Regions from separate parts of the Homo sapiens genome. Here all the other regions are linked to region 2. A link is a loop called in an ENCODE intact Hi-C map of the cell type or tissue named here. Cell type or tissue: Caco-2. All regions are shown on one strand. Each heading gives the region's core, and the rest is flanking DNA. Links, peaks and the distances in the headings are about the cores only. Region 1 has its middle 55 kb from the start of MIR4454. Region 2 has its middle 450 kb from the start of MIR4454. Region 3 has its middle 130 kb from the start of MIR4454.

Evidence for each region. A loop is a pair of places that touch in the nucleus more often than their neighbours do. Peaks named below come from ENCODE experiments on the same cell type or tissue, not always from the same donor. Only the 100,000 strongest peaks of a DNase experiment are listed, where the experiment ranks them.
Region 1: a loop joins it to region 2, with 16 times the contacts of the local background. A loop is called at or near these places in 34 of 110 quality-filtered maps.
Region 3: a loop joins it to region 2, with 38 times the contacts of the local background. A loop is called at or near these places in 4 of 110 quality-filtered maps.

Annotation. Positions count from the first base shown.
Region 1 is chr4:163,035,693-163,041,586 of GRCh38, reverse strand. No RefSeq gene overlaps it. Among named protein-coding and RNA genes, the nearest start is that of MIR4454, 55 kb to the left of the region's middle. In Caco-2, for the core only: no CTCF peak of the experiment used is centred there; a DNase peak (open chromatin) is centred at 3,246.
Region 2 is chr4:162,641,857-162,647,750 of GRCh38, reverse strand. No RefSeq gene overlaps it. Among named protein-coding and RNA genes, the nearest start is that of MIR4454, 450 kb to the left of the region's middle. In Caco-2, for the core only: a CTCF peak has its summit at 2,182; no DNase peak of the experiment used is centred there.
Region 3 is chr4:162,956,981-162,962,874 of GRCh38, reverse strand. No RefSeq gene overlaps it. Among named protein-coding and RNA genes, the nearest start is that of MIR4454, 130 kb to the left of the region's middle. In Caco-2, for the core only: no CTCF peak of the experiment used is centred there; a DNase peak (open chromatin) is centred at 3,584.

The DNA of each region.
Region 1 (5,894 bases), core at 2,256-4,755, 390 kb before region 2:
ACATGACACACAAATCAACACTCCAGAGTTTAATAAATAAGCATTAAGCAGTTTTCAAAGGGCTCACAGCTGTGTATTTTAATCTTGTGAATAAACAGATCTGGGGGTTTGACCCTCCCAAGCCATAAACCTACTTTTCTTTCATTGATCTTTTGTATTTTTTGTTACAGTTTCATTTATTTCTGCTCTGATCTTTATTATTTCTTTCCTTCTACTAATTTTGAGTTTGGTTTGCTTTTGCTTTTCTATTTTTTTTTTAAGATGCATCTTAGGGTATTTATTTGAAGTTTTTCAACTTTTTTGATATAGTCACTTATTATAAACTTTCCGTTTAGTACTGCTTTTGCTGTATCCCACAGGTTTTGGTAGGTTGTGTTTCCATTTTCATTTGTTTAAACAATTTTTTAAAATATCCATCTTCATTTCTTCATCAGCTCACTGGTCATTTAGGAGCACACTGTTTAATTTCCATATGTTTATATAGTTTCCAAAGTTCCTCTTGTTAGTGATTTCCAGTTTCACTCAATTGTGGTAACAGAAGATACATGATATGATTTCAAATTTTTTGATGTTTTTTAAGAATTGTCTTACGACTTAACATATGGTCTATCCTTGAGAATGATCCACATGCTAAAGAGAAGAATGTGTATTCTACAGCTATTGGATTCAATGTTCCTTAAGTGTCTGTTAAGTCAATGTGGTCTGTACTGCAGATTAAGTCTAATGTTTCTTTTTTGATTTTCTATCAGGATGATCTGTCCAATGCTGACATTGGGTTGTCAGGATCTCCAGCTACTATTGCATTGGCATCTATCTTTCTTTTTAGGTCTAATAATATTTGCTTTATATACTTGGGTGCTCCAGTGTTGGGTACATGTATATTTACAATTGTGATTTCCTCTAGCTGAATTGACCACTTTATCATTATATAATGACATTTTTGTCTCTTTTTACAGTTTTTGTCTTGAAGTCTATTTTTTCTAATATAACTACATCTGCTCTTTTTTGGTTTCCATTTTCATGGAATACTTTTTGTCACCCCTTTATTTTCAGTCTGTGAATGTCTTTATAAGTAAAGTGAGATTCTTGTTGGTGACATATAGTTGGGTCTTGTTATTTATCCATTCAGTCAGTCTTTTGATTGTAAAGTTTAGTCCATTTATATTTAGTGGTATTACTGACATTTAAGGGCCTACTTCTGCCATTTTGTTGTTTTCTTGTTATTTTATGGCCCTTCTTCCCCTGCCTCTCCCTCCCTCCCTCCCTCCCTCTCTCCCTCCCTCCTTCCTTTCCCTTCCCTTTCCTTCCTTCCTTCCTTCCTTCCTTCCTTCCTTCCTTCCTTCCTTCCTTCCTTCTTTCCTTCCTTCCTTCCCTCCTTCCTTCCTTTACGTAAAGGTGATTTTCTCTAGTAGCATGTTTTAGTTTCTTGATTTTTATTTTTTGTGTATCTATTGTAGGTTTCTTGATTTGATGTTACCATGAGGCTTGCAAATAATATTTTATAACCAATTATTTTAAATGAATGACAACTTAACTCTGGTTACAAGAAAAAAAACACAATGAACAAACAAGGAAAGAGAAAACTAAAGAACTCTATATTTTAACTCCATTCCCTTCCTGCCATTGACTTATTGTTGTCTCTATTTATATCTTTTTATACTACCTTTTGAAAAGTTGTTGTTATTTTTTATGTTTATCTTTTAGTCTTTCTACTCGACATATCAGTGGTTTACACACTGCAATTACAGTGTTAGAGTATTCTGTGTACTTACCATTATTAATGAGTTTTATACATTCAAATGATTTCTTAGTGTTTGTTAACATCCTTTTCTTTCAGATTGAAGAACTTCCTTCAGCATTTTTTGTAGGACAGTTCTGGTGTTGATGAAATCTCTCAGCTTTTGTTTGCCTGGGAAAGTCTTTATTTCTCTTTTAGGTTTGAAGGATATTTTTTGCTGGATATAATATTCTAGAATTAAAGTTATTTTTCCTTCAGCACTTTGAATATGTCATCCCAGTCCTTCACGGCCTATAAAGTTTCCACTGAGAAGCCTGTTGCCAGACATATCAGAGCTCCTTTGTGTGTTATTATTTTTTTTTCTTTTACCACTTTTAGAATCCCTGCTGTATCCTTGATTTTTGGGAGGTTGGTTATTAAATTATTTGAGTTAAATAAGACTTTGGTGTTCTATGACCTTTTTGTACCTGAATGCTGATATCATTCTCTAGGTTTGGAAGATTTCTTTTATTTCTTTGAAGAAACTTTCTGTCCCAATCTCTCTCTCTCTACCTCCTCTTTAAGGCCAATAACTCTTATATTCACCCCTTTGAAGCCATTTTCTAAATTTTATAGGTGTGCTTTATTCTTTCTTATTCTTTTTACTTTTTTTCTCTGCCTGTATATTTTCAAATAGCCTGTCTTCAAGCTCACTTATTCTTTCTTCTGCTTTATCAACTCTGCTGTCGAGAGACTCTGTTGCATTTTTCAGTTTGTCAATTGAATTTTTCAGCCTTAGAATTTCTGCTTGATTTTTATTACAATATTTCAACCTCTTTGTCAAATTTCTTTGGTAGTATTCTGATTTCCCTCTCTGTGTGTTATCTTGAAGTTCATTGAACTTCCTCAAAACAGCCATGTTGAATTCTCTGCCGGAAAGGTCACACATCTCTGCCACTCCAGGACTGGTGGCTGATTCTTTATTTAGTTCATTTGGTGAAGTCATATTTTCCTGGATGTTCTTGATACTTGTAGATATTCATCAATTTCTGGACATTAAAGAGTCAGGTATTCTAATATTAACAGTCTGGACTTGTTTGTGCCTGTCCTTCTTGAGAAGGATTTCTAGGTATTCAAATAATTGAGTATTGTGGGCCTTGCGCGGTGGCTTACGCACGCCTGTAATCGCAGCACTTTGGGAGGCCGAGGAGGGCGGATCACCTGAGGTCGGGAGTTTGAGACCAGCCTGACCAACATGGAGACACCCCGTCTCTAATAAAAATACAAAATTAGCCAGGTGTGGTGGCGCATGCCTGTAGTCCCAGCTACTCGGGAGGCTGAGGCAGGAGAATCGCTTGAACTCCGGAGGCGGAGGTTGTGGTGGGCCGAGGTCGCGCCATTGCACTTCAGCCTGGGCAACAAGAGCGAAACTCCGTCTCCAAAAAAAAAAAAAAAAAAAAAAAAAAAAAAAAAAAATTGAGTATTGTGATTTAAGTCATTGGTCACTGTAGCCATAATTGCACTAGGGGGCACTCCAAGCCCAGTAACGCTGTAATTTCTGTAGCCTGGTAGAGGTACAGCTTTGGTGGGCCTGTGTAAGATCCAAGAGAACTCCCTAGATTACTAGGCAAAGTTTCTCATTCTCTTCCCTCACTTTCCCCCAAACAGAAGGGGTCGCTTTCTCTGTGCTGGGCTGCCTACGGTTGGAGGATGGGTGACACAAGCACTCCCATGGCCACTAGAGCTGACATCTCACTGGGTCACGTTCGCTCCAAGTCCACTGGCTGTGGTCCCACTGCAGCACCAGGACTTGCCCCCAGTTTTCTTGTGGCTCGACTGCCTTTCAAATTTATTCTAGGCCCTAGGTCACTTTAGTCAATTGGTGGAGCTAACTGGAAATCTGGTTCCTACTGCTGGGGTGGAGGATTCCTCTCTGGCCCAGAAATGGTCTAAATGCTTCCTCTGTGGGCATCAGTAGAATTCTGCCTTGTGTTGCTCTCCACTGTGACAAGGTAGCAGTCAGTTCCAATGCAGAGTCCCACAATTACTCACCATCCCCCAAGTACACATATGTTCTGTCTGTGCTGTGCTTCCAGGAGATGGGAGAAGGGTGGTGTAGGCAATGTAAGACTGTCTTTCTCACCTTCTGTGGTGCCTCTTTCCTTAATATGCCCTTAAAACCAGGTGCTGTCATTGCTCACCTGTATTTTGGTTCTTATAAGGGTGCTTTGTTGCACAGATAGTTGATCAATTTGGTGTTCCTGTAGGGGGAGGATCACAGGAGGGTTTCATTTGGCCATGCTCCGCCTCCTTCTGGATGTGAATCTTTTGAAATACATTTTCAGTCATTTCAACCCAATATTTATGTAAGCTAACCTTAGAAACTGACTTGTGTATCTCTGCATCACAAAATATTAAATACATATTTAAAATATAAGGAAGTATATTTAATCACATTACTGTCATTAAACATAGTAGTAACATAATGAATGTTAGTGAAAGGAAATGCATTATAGCATTAACAATTAAAATTAAAGGGTATTTATTATTCATCTTTATTACAGTCTTCTAAAATGTACATTTAACATTTATAATGTGTATCTTACTATAGGTAGTATATAATATATACTATTAACCCGTAAATAAATATCAGGATTAAATGCTATAATTTTTGCACTTATGGGGTATAAATTATATCTTTTAATATAAAAAAGATAAAAAAGGGATAGAGTTGGTAAAGAATATTTTCTTTAGCTTTTACACCCACAAACACGATCTTTAAATCCTGGTCATCCTTCCATTTTAAGGCTTTGAATTCGGGGAATCCTGCCTATAACCTGGCAGGTTAAATTCTGTGGCTGCCCCAGAAACAGGCATTGTGAGCTTATTCCTGAATCTTGACATGACCTAGCACTGCCAGCAATCAGTGAGAGCATGGCAGAAGAATGGCTCTCAGAACTGAATTCTTTGATTTACTTGGAGAGTGCTCCTAATGAGCCAAAAAAAAGGGCTTTTTTTCTTATATAACTTTATGGGAAGAAAGAAGCCAATAAGCATTATCTTATCTAAATAACATAGTGTATTATACTGTACATTTGTGTTATGGAGGATGGATAAAATGTCTAAAATTTCTTGTCCACTTAGTGTGTGTCTACTTTTAACAATTACTCAGTTACTCATGATAGCTCAGCAAAAATCTAGACTGCCTTAAAGGAACATATTTTTGATTATCTAAGTGGCAAATACATTTTTTAAAATAAAAAAATGGAAAATCATATGCTAAGATTTTAGATGGAGAAGCAGCCTCATCACTTATCTCTCCATTTCCCACAAGTCCTTTTTCATTTGATCCACAACACTTTTTAGATTTTTCAGCATTTCCTTGGTGCTCTTCACGAAAAGCCAAAGGCTAAGGATCCTCGATGGAATAGTGAGTCGCACACTTCACGGCAGCCTTGAGAATCTGAGGCTTTTCCTGAGATCTTAGTTTTACTTTTATTGGTTCTCTTTGATCTCATGTTTACAGATGGTCCATTAAAGCGCATACTGATTTCCATTCTTAATTACAGGATAGAGTACAGTGAATGCTACGTAATATATTCTGACATTCAGGTCATACCAATTTATTGAGAAAGCAACAAATTCATGCTAATGGTATTCTTCTAGATATAACATTTAACAGTTTTTATTTTATAGGAAAATAGGTTACACAATTCTCAATCTGAATTTTCTCTCTCAAAGTATATTTATAATCTATTTCCATGGTTAAAAATACATTGCATAGTATCATACTGTATTTGTTAATTTAAAGGATGAATGTTTTTTTCTCTAATAAATTATTTTTAAAAATGGGAACAATCACACTAAATTAAAAAAAGTCAATTTAATACTACACAAAATAAAGATTGTTACGGAATAAAATATTAACAGATACTTTTAAATCCATTTGTTTTTAAGGACAAATAATTTAATCAGTTGAAATGTATTATATCCTTTGTACATGGCAGGTATAGAGAACTGATTGATTAACTTGAGTGACATTTAATAATACAGTTTCATGAAGCATCTGGTCCTACTGCTGACTAATCGTATTTATTAGAGGTATAGAGAGTATGACATGGTTACCAAAACAGTGCTTCCAGCATCAGACTGTCTGGCTTTGGATTTCAGGGGTGAT
Region 2 (5,894 bases), core at 1,149-3,648:
TCACAACACTATTCACAATAGCAAAGTCATGGAATCAACCTAAGTGTCCATCGACAGCTGACTGAATAAAGAAAATGTGGTACACATCATGAGATACTATGCCACCATAAAAAAAATGAAATCATGTCTTTTGTAGAACCAGGGATGAAACTGGAAGCCATTATCCTAAGTGAAATAACTCAGAAGCAGAAAAATCAAATACCACATGTTCTCACTTATAATTGGAGCTAAACAACGATTACACACAAGTTTAATGATAGCAATAATACACACCAGCCAGGCGCGGTGGCTCACGCCTGTAATCCCAGCACTTTGCGAGGCGAGGAGAGTGGATCAACTGAGGTCAGGGGTTCAAAACCAGCCTGGCCAACATGGAGAAACCCCATCTCTACTAAAAATACAAAATTAGCTGGGTGTGGTTGCGCATACCTGTAATCCCAGCTACTTGGGAGGCTGAGGCAGGAGAATCACTTGAACCTGGGAGGCAGAGGTTGCAGGGAGTCAAAGTCACGCCATTGTACTCCAGCCTGGGTAACAAGAGTGAAACTCCATCTCAAAAAAATAAAAAATAAAAAATAAATAAATAATAGACACCGGGGACTCCAAAAAAGGGGAGGGTGGGAGGAGGATGAGGGATAAAAAATTACCTATTGGGTACAATGTTCACTATTTGGGTGATGGGTTCACTAGAAGCCCAAATTTCACCACTATGTGATATGTCTATGTAAAGAACCTGCACACGTGCCGCCTAAATCTAAAACAATATAAAATACCAATAAAAATATGAATGAAAAGTCATTTTAGAACTTAATTAAAGACAGTAAGTAGAGTATGTATCTGTAGAAGAGTTGGAGAATGTACTCATAATACAGTGAAATTGTAAGAGGACACATTGGAAAGAGATTGTTGAGGGAGGTGAGGAGGCACGGATTGTGTTACAAGAAAAAGCTAACATCTACAGAACATAGCAGACCATTAATACATTGTTGTCCTTACCCCATCTTGGAGGAGAGTAAGTACCTGATTCTTAGAAGATTATGTGTAGATGAAATGACTTAGTTTTTCTCACAGGAAACCTCAATAAACCTGTCCAATTATGGTATAAAAGAATATTATAAATTAACTCTGCTAAGGCTACATTTATTATTGCAGGTAGATGTCCAAAAATATTTAACTTTTTATGAGTACACTTTTATCTTCAAATTAGCTAATTCTGTATTCATAATACATCATCTCTTTGGTGTTAATCTGAGAAGGCACCCAGAAAGAATTTCATTTTGCTTGAAAAGTATTTCAAATAATAATAACCACATCTCATGAATAGTGCTAGATGACAATCAATTATTTGATTAAATACTCACAATAGCTACTTGAGTTAGATACTGTGAAAATTCCCCATTTATAGGCTTTAGGAGTTTAGATAACTTGCCCAATTTTAATATCCAGTATATTATAGGGCTGAGATTTAAATTTATGCATGCTGACTTCACCCCTTAACACTTACATGTCATTGATATAAAACTGGATTTGATATTGTTTATTATGCTAAAACCAAAAAATAAAAGAAACTGATTGTTGACTTTCAATCTCTGTTTTGTGAGAAACTGAACTTGAAATCAGTTAGGTTGATCTGTAGGTAGTCATGGAGAATGAGAGGGAACAGTTGGCAGTGGTCAAGTACACAGGCTCCTCAATGAGGTTGCTCTGTTAATTAATAGATGTATGATGATGGATTACTTATTTAACTTTTCCGTGCACCCATTTTCTTATTTTAAAATAATTTGAAAAAGAAAATCAGTCATGACTTTTAAGATTGCTTTGAGGATTACATTATTCAATACACATAAAGCACCTAAGATAGTACCTGATACAAAATAAATAGTCATATATCAGCCATTATCACTGGATACTGCTTTGAATACAGATTTTAAGAATTGGGGACTAGGCATAAAGCTTTTTACACCTCACAAACAAACAAATACAGTAGACTTCACAGTTCAAAAAAAATTTCTCTCAAGTTATGAAAAACTAATATTTTTTTCATTTAAAATTTGGCACAATCTGAGATCTATGAAAACAAAATTCTTCAAAATGTAGCTCCTTTCTTAGGAAGGCAAAAAAGTACGGGCGGTCCTTTCGTGCATACAATTGGAAGCACTTCTAGGTGGTAGAACAGTGTCACCTAGTGAGAGCTCTAGGTGAGAAAATTCTCTGAACTAAAATTACATGCCTAAACAGTTCAATTTGCAGGATTTAAATTTCTAGAATTGTAAAAACAAAAGCCATTATCATTCAAGTGACATATAAGTAACAGTGGGTGATTTAGATGAATTGATCATAGTGAAAAGGACACAAGGATTCGGAAAGTCAAGACACACCTTACTTAGCACCATATGTGGAATATTAGGTAGACCTTATCACAATTTTAAACATTTAATATTTAAAAATTTATTCCTTTGTGTTTTGGAGGTGTGGAGGTGGTATGCTTTTGTTATTGTTTTATTGTGGTTTTATTTATTTTTCGGTCTTTGATTTCCCTCTAAGGATGCCAACCACTTCTGGGAAAGCTGAGTGATGATTCTGTGCACAGTTGAAGTTCACCTGGGCCAGTGTTGATTGACTGCTATTTGAAAACACAACGGTGTTGAAATGCTACAAAAGAGATACACCTTATCTTGGACAGAGGTGGCATCCATTTTGGAAGGGGTGGCAGGTTTCACAGATGGACACTGAAAGAGCTATTAAAGCTTTACTTTTCCTGTTTAAATATATCTTTAGCAACTGAGGATGCCTCTGTCCTTAGGACATGTCCCTTTTAGAAACCGCTTTTGACTTTTGATAGTATTCTCATGATTCCAGCCCCACCCCCATCCTGGGAATGTCAGTATATTTTTTACAAAATACTTTGAAACAAAATGATGAAATAGAGCATTCCTCATAATTGTTGAAGCTATTTAGCATAGAATTTTCACACTGTGATTAGAAATTCACAAGAAAGTGAGGTGCTAATAACAGAGCAGGCAAAGAGCTCATTGTTAGCAGTGAGTACATCATACTTAAATGAAGTGACAAGCCTCTTCTTTTTGTCAGAATTGTATTTTTTCCATATGCTAACAATTAGATGACATTGCTTTTGTGTTAAATTTGCAGGAGGATCCCACATGGAACACATACTTACGAGGTTTTAGCATTTTCACCATTACTCACATTGTCTTACATGTTTGAGGTGACTCAGTTCACAATGCAAGCTCATTTCTTAGTCTAGACTAGAATTGCAGACATTCATTACATATAGGGACATTGTTGTAACTTAATAAAATGAGCCAAAACATTTAAAACTCTTTGACTCCAGAAAGAAATAAAAATTTTCACCAAAGCTCAAGATACTGTATCAGTTAATGAATAATTCAATCGAACTTATTAATAAAGTCACTTAACACTAAATAACTTAGACTGAATACAATCTGGTTTTAAATGAGGTTAAAAGTTTACATTAAAGACTTATTAAGGCTTACTGGCCTATTGGTCTTCTAATCTAGATCTTTAGCTAAAATTGAATGTAGTAAATTTCACTTTTTAATTGGAAACCTTTGGGAGGTTGTAAGATTTTAATAATCTTAAATACATTATTTTTCAATTTGGAAATAATTAACAGCATTTGTCATTCATGAAAATTTGTATATCATTCATAATTTTATTGCAATTAAATCCTCTCCTAGCACTGACTTATTCTCTCATTTGCCATAAGAATAATTTTTTCATGACTACAGCATCAATTTTTAAATATAAACTCCATAGAGCCAGCATTATCACGACAATCTGCATTAAGACATTGACACTATGCCATTTATCACTGTTTCTCCAGGTCCCCCAAACAAGCCCAAACTCCCATGACCTTTTTTCACCAGTACCTTGGATCCCATTGCAGTTCTGTCTATCCCCACCCTAATCCCACTTCACACTTGCTCCTAAAACCTTCTTCTTATACTCTGGGATACACCTCTTTCGTCAACACACCCTATTTATCACTCGTATCTTCACTGAAAGTTCTCCTCACTTTTTGAGGAGTTGGTGGCTCCTTTTCTCTGTCACTCCACGCATCATTGACCAGGAGGTGTAGTAGTTCTCCTTTGCTTTTTCTTTGATAATTCCAGGTGGTTTTCATTTCTCTTCCTGAGCATACCTGAGGCTTTGGCCTCAGATCTTTGTTGTAATGATTTTTGAGATTTTTAATATTTACAAAATGATTTAAAATATTGGTCATTCAATCCCTTTTCTTCAATAATATTTTCCTCCCTCTACCTCAGTCATCTCTGTGCCTATGGTCATACCTAAATATCATTATTATCAATAGCTACAACTCCTCCATAATGTAGTTTTCAAATTTTATTCTCTCCATCTACCAATCTCCTCCAATTTCTCCAACTTATAAGCTCTTTTACCCAAACTACAATTATTAATCCAAATAAGATCTCTAATTCATTGGTCCTACCATTATTCTGCTATCTGTTCCTCCTCATGTCCTCAACTTCTTTTGCTGTTGAGATTATATGCTGTTGGCCATACCAGTTATTACTGCATTTCATGAACCCTTCCATAAACCCACAGTGCTCTTGACATTTTCTGTCTTCATCATAAACTGTCTTTGTCATTTTCTGTCTTTGTCAAACCCCAGCCTGTTTTCATCCAAATCCCTAGTAAGTTCATGCCTGCCACACAATTGTGCCCCATTTGTAACCATAATAGTCTACTATTTGACTATTTTATTTCTTTTTTTTTTCAAGCATCAAGTATTTAGTTTTGACTCAGCCATTTATCTTGCTGCCTACTTCTCTTAGAAAAAAATAAAATGAATCAGTACTGGACATCTACAGACGTTTAGCACAGTTGTGAACACGTTTCCTTCCTTCCTCCTAGATGAGCTGAATTTCTCCATGATCTAATGAAATCCATCCCTCTTGTCTATCCATTCATAATTCCAACAATTTCTACTAAATCATTCTCTTTAATATGAAATTACTATCTAATAGATCTCAACATAAGAAAGAAAACTTACCTTTCTACTAAACTTACCTGTTTATTTTTTTACTCTATTAGAAAATTTCACAAAGACATTGTCTGTACTCACAATCCAATTTTTATTCCTAATTTTTTATTATTCCAGTCTGCTCAGGTTTCTAACTGTATTACTCCACTTAAGCATCTTTTATCTAAGTTGCTATTAGCTTTTTCCTCATTCCTTTCTTATTTGTACTGTAGGATACATTTGACCACCTCCTTCCTAATCTTCGCTTCACTTTCAGAATCAAATATTCTGTTTTCTATTTCTTAAAAATTACACTTATCTGCTTCAATGTTTTCTTCTTATCTTCCTGACCTCTAAACTATGTAGCGCCCAATCATTGGTGCATTCTATTCTTTATCTGCCCAGTAGATGATCAAATTCATCCTTGAAGCACAGATACCAATAATCTTCAAATAGGTATCTTCATTCTAGCCCTCTTCCCTGAATCCACATGCCAATTCAACTTTTCCACTTGGATATTTAACAGTTACTTCAACTTTAAAGTCACTAAAATAGTCAACACCAATAGCTTTACAAGGCAGCCACACCCACAGAGTCTTCACTCAGTAATCCTACCCGCTACATTTTCCTTTCCTTAATCTTTCTAGATAAATTACATATTAGAAAGTAACAGTTTTATTTTTTCAGTTGATCAGGGCCTAATCCTTGGAGTTGTCTTTGACTTTCATAATCCACATAAATCAATTATTTATATATGGTTCTTACTACAAGTTCTAAGGTTATTTCAACCAGTTCTCACTACCTTCATTGCTAATTTTCTCTTTCTTTCTTCTTTCTTTCTTTCTTTCTTTCTTTCTTTCTTTCTTTC
Region 3 (5,894 bases), core at 2,194-4,693, 310 kb before region 2:
TATAATAGCTTTCATACTTATTAATAGTAACCAGTTAAAATATACAGTGGAAGAATATGTTGTATTTACAATAACAGGACAAAATACTTAGAAATAAACTCAACAGTGGCAAAACTTGTTGAAGGAGTGCTTTAAAACACACATGAAAAACACAAAAGTAGGTTTGAAAGATGTAAAGATATCCATATATAAGTACATAAGCATGTGTATAATATAGACAGGTATCTGTATAATACAGACAGGTATAGATATATATCTATGTATATGTGTGTGTGTGCGTGTATATAAAACCAACAAGTTACTTTTTTCCCTAAAGTTAGTAAACTTTATTCTAAAGTTCATGTGGAAAATCAAACATGCAAGAATACCTAAGGCCAGTTATGAAAATACACTGAAAGCTTTTACAAATAAAATACTGTGTAATGAAAATAAATGGATGGAGCGATCAATAGGAAAGCAGAAGTCAATATAGATACTCATGGATACTAAGTTCATTATAAAGGAAGTACCTCAAATCCCTCAGGAAATAGACTTTTAAATAAGTGGTATTAATACAATTGGTAGCCATTTGGAGAAGAGCTGAAAATTGGACCCATAACTCATACCACATACAGAATAAACTTTGTAATAACCTAGATATATGGAGTATCTTTCAAACAACTCAAAAGCCAGATGCAATATTTAAAATGTTGCTAAAAGCAACTATAAAAAACGACAACTAAACAAGTTGTTTAGTAGCAACAACTAACCAAAGTAAAACAAAACCATAGGCAAAGTAAAAGCAGATGACAAAATGGGAATTTTTGTTGTTGTTGCAATTTAAAACTTATATCACAGATAGAGGGTTAATCTCTGTAATATATTATTTTTAAAAATCAAGAATGAAAAGACTAAACCAAGTAATAAATGGGAAGAAAACACAACCAGACAGATGACAGAAAAAAATATACAAATGGCCCTTAAACATGAAAAAATTTCAGCTTCACTCTGAATAAAAAAGTACACAAATTAAAACTACACAGATATCATTTTTCACATATAAGATTGGCAAACAACAATAACGAAAAACACAAGACCTTGCTGGGCAGTGCTCCCACTTGACAAAGTTGATAATTGGAGTGCCAAAAAAGAATAATGACAGTAATTATTTTGTGTTAAATAACAAAGAAAAATCTACTATTCTTTGTGAGCAAAAGTACAAACAATAAAGGCTAAGATTAATAAACGAGCTCATTAAACCCAATAACTTTTATATATCAAAAAGACACCACAAAGGGAGTGAAATGACAAGCTTCAAAGTAGAAGATATTTGCTTTATATACAACTGACAATGATTGGTGTCCCAAATATTACAAAGCTGCTTTTGAGGGTGTGGAGCAATGATATTTCTTATCCAGTGCTCAAGGGAGTTTAAATTTGTGTAGTCCCTTATGAAAACTGTTTGATATTACCTACTAAAGGGAATCAATTGTGTAGTTTTTTTCTTGCCTCTTTCATTCAATAGTTTATTTACAAAATTCAAATAAATAATAGAGATCTAGTTCTTTCATTTCCCTGTTGTCCCATACTCCATTATATGAATATAACAAAATTGGTTTATTCCAGTGTTGATAGACTGTAGGCTTTTTTCATGTTTTGTTTCAATGATCAACATTGCTATGAGCACTCTTGTGCACCAGGAATTGCTGAATCAACTTACTTTCCCACATAATGTTGGGAAGCGGCAGAGACGGGGCTCCAAATCACATCTCTGGTTCAATATCTCTGGTTCACCTTTACAAATCCACCCCCACTGCCTCAAGAACAGACCCGCGATTCTCTCTTCAGTGGTTGGAATGTGAAGAGGGTTCTTCCTAATAGGAAACTAGGGGACAATTATTTTTGAGGTGCTCAGAAATGGACATTGTGAGTAGGCGTCTTTGTCATACCTCAATTGCATTTCTCTTAAAGTGAAGAACCATCTAATTTTTATTGGAAGTTTTGTCAGTAACCAAAACATACTATGATCTAGGACCTCTACTTGTTATCTGATTTAATTCTCACAACAACCTGAGAGATAAATATCCTTCCCATTTTCATGATCAAGGAAGCCAGGGACTCAGATGGTTAGACAATTTGCCCAAGTTTTCCTAATCAGGAATTAACAGAGCTGTCCCACTCTGAAGTTTGAGCTATTCCTCTGCATTCTGCCAAGTTTATGGAAGGCTGCACATGGACTATGCTATAATTTAGGATAAAAAGGAGGTCTTTCTATCGTTTGCTTTGCTTTTGTTGTTTGTTTTGTCATTGCTATTTTGCATGAGGTCCATTTTCGGGATAAAGACAGAGGCTAGAGTTCTAAGAACTGGTTCAAATACATTACATTAAGACTTATGTTGTCAGAAGAGCTTAGGATTCTGTCTGTAATCATTGTAATTGAACCGGGTTTCTTATTCCACATAGTGATTAGCAAAGTTCTGTTAAGACACAACTGAACAGTGGGCTTGCCTTCAGCAGGAACAAGAATGGAGGGTTTTGGGGAGACCAAGTTCCTGCTAAAGCTGAGCTTTGGGGGAAGGAAGAAAAGCAATTGCTTTAAGTATTGAAGAAGAGTGGGAGAGCTCTTGAGATGTGACATAAAGGAAATAATAACAAAAGTTTATGAGATGCCTACTTGACAAGGATTTACAGTTCTATATAGAATTTCTTTGATATGTTAGCTGCTGATTTTTTTAAAGAAAGATTTTGGTACATAGAAATTATTGTAAACTCAATATGTTCATTTTTCTTCATCATTCACTTCTTTCAAGTTGTCTACAAAGTGCAATTTTCCCTTATAAATTATTACACTTATAAATAGAACTAAGTTTTATATTAGAATAATATATAATGGTGTCTTAAATTGTTTTATAGCAGGATGTGAAAGGGGACTTTTCATCCTGTCTTAGAATTTTGGCTAAAACCTACAGGTTGAAAACAATGGTGGTGGGAAGGGCTAACAACATCTGCAGTCTGAAGGGAAGTGCTGAACTTATCTATGCAGGTATTGCCAAAAAGCAGCCAAAATAGCACCTGTACTAATGGCTACTGGGGAGGCTAAGGCAGGAGGTTCACTTGGGTCCAAGAGTTGGAGGCTGTAGTGATCTATGATCATACCACTGCACTCCAGCCTGATCAACAGAGCAAGATTCCATCCATTTAAAAAAAAAAAAAAAGAAGAAGGAAGAAAAAGAGAATTCATTTGAGTACAAACGCTATGGTGGTGATTCTCTCTCTTTCCTATGGAGAGAAACAGGGAAGGACGTTACCTTACCCACTTGAAGTCATGCAAGGAAGGGGTGGGGACACTTAAGACTGGTGTTCTGGGTAATGAAGGGCTGGCTTGCATCTCACTTCTTGGGTGAGGCTTGGTGGGCAGCAGAGTCAGGGAGCCCTGCCTAGGGCTGCAGCTGGCATTAAAAGGGGTTCTTGGTAGAAAGATCCTGACATGTTTTCCCAGAGGTTGGAGGCACGTGTGAGCAGAGAGCCTCATGCCTGCTTCTCTCCTGGTGAGCTCTGAAGAAGGCAGGTGCTGCCTGGAGTTGCCCATGAGAGGCAGATGGACAGCAGAGGGAGCTGAGGGACCCATGTGCTTACACACATTAGTGGGTTCAGGATGTATGTGTTGGCTTGAGAGGAGTGACACTGTAGAGAATAGCTGAAACCAGATCCTCTTGAAACACCTCCATCCAAGAGGAATGCCTGACTGGGGAGGAAAGTGGGGAGGAAACGGGTCAGGCAGAAAGTGTGCTATCAGTGTCAGTGACAGGGAAGTGGGAGGTTCTCAGGGGAAGGGTGTCTCTCAGTTTCTCTGAAGAACCCAGCAATGCTACCCATCACAGGACCAGGAGAAAGCACACCAACCACAGGGATGACATAGGAAGAGAATGTGACATTTTGTCCTTGTTTCATTCCCCTTTCTTCTGCTCACAGTCCACAATAAGCAGGAAGAATCAGAGCAAGTGGAGGAGGAAAGTGGAAGAAGAATAAATGAAGGAACGTGTCAGCTTGTCTCCCTACTGCTGCTCTGCAACCTGCGGTGGAGAGAAGTGATAAAGAGGACTTTACACCGAAAATATTATTGGGGCTAGAAATTGTCTTTAAAAAGAGAATGTTCTTAGAAGCAAAATGACCCCAAATCATTGTGATTTACCAGATTAAATTCTTGGTCAATTAGCAAAGAAGGGATCTCTGACAAACTGAATTAACAGACTAAGATGGCAGAGAAATAAAGCCCACTTAAGAAACAATTTGCACTTCATTTGTTGGGAAACAATTTTAAAAAGGAAATTACCATATCTTATTTAAGTTTACACCCTTAACAACTGGTCAAGAGTCTGATACCTAAGTAAACATTCAGTATGTTCTGTTAAAACAGAATAAATACATCAATTAATTCTCCTGGAAACTAAAATTAATTATGAAACAAAATAAACATGTGCCTTATCATGCTTGCAGAAAGAGGAAAACAACAAATATATGTGAAGACTGAAGTGCAGCCATTTGAGAAATACTATTGTTGTTAGACTTGTGATTTCTCAGGAGGGTAATCACACTCCAGCTACCTTTGAATAACGTCTTGAATTTACTAGATGTGAAATATATTTCCCTGGAAAATTAAAATCTCCACCAGAAACATACTGTTTTTTTTTCTTGATTTTAAAAATAAGAAACTGATTTCAAGAAGGAAATAGATTTTCCGTTAATTGGCTTGATCACATTTTTTTTTTTCAGTAGAGGGTGCTCAATTTATTTTATTTTTTGTTTTTCAGATAAGCCACAGATTATATCATATCATCAGCCTTGGGCTAAGAAAGAGAGATTCAAATTTTGATATTCAGGTTTTGCTCAATGACAATTTCAGGCCTTTGCATATAAAATGATGATAAAAAGAGGAAGTGCTAAAGAGTATAATTAGAAATGTGGAAAACAGACATTGGAAATGGAAACACTACATAAGGGCCTCCATAGTTGGAGGAAACCCAATTGGGTAGAGAGAGAAGTCAAACAGGGGCAGGTACAACAAAACCTCAGCTACTCCCACAGCGGGGAGGTTGTGAACTGTGCATTGCGTGAGGCAAGTTGGTATCTCGCAGTAAGGGGAAATGGCCAGGCCTGTAAGACAATGTCATTATCAGTCACTGGATGTGATCCAGCCAGGAAGACCATGCCCTTGGGCTATACAGCTGTCTGCAGCCAAGGAAAATTCTGAAAAGACTGACCCACCCAGATGCTGAGACAACTTCAGTTCTTTTCTTGAAGTAGAATCTGGGCAGTGGTATATCTCCATGTTCACAACACTCTGTCTCTTGAGCTGATTCTTAACTGTACTTCCCAGTGCTCTTTCATATCAACAGCTTCTAATGGTGCATATGTGACACAACCAGTGTTGTGTGCCACTTCCGCACCTTTTTTTTTTTGCTATAAAGAAGGACCTTTCATCTGACCAGTGATATGTGGGATCCTCTCCTGGAGAATTAAACACTTCATTTATCATTGGATAGTTGTTCTAGTAATATCTTGTGGGCAGAAATAGTAAAATCTCTCCCACATATGTATCTATTCCTTTTAAAGCAAGTTTTCATGCTTTTCAGCTTGAAAGGGGCCCAGTGTAGTCATCAAATATCTGGTTGGTCTCCTTGATGATAAATTCTATTTAAGATCCCAGAATTGATCTCTCTGGCTGGCAGGTTGAGCATTCAGTTGTAGCAGTAGCTTTCGTAAGTGGAAGCCCATGTTGTTGGGCCCATGCTTAGCCTTCATTGTTTTCACTGTGGCCACTGCATTAATTAGATTTATGTGCCCATTATGCCTATCTGGCAGGGCCAATGACATCAACTGGCTGAAGTCAAGTTCCCAAAATATACTTGCTCCTT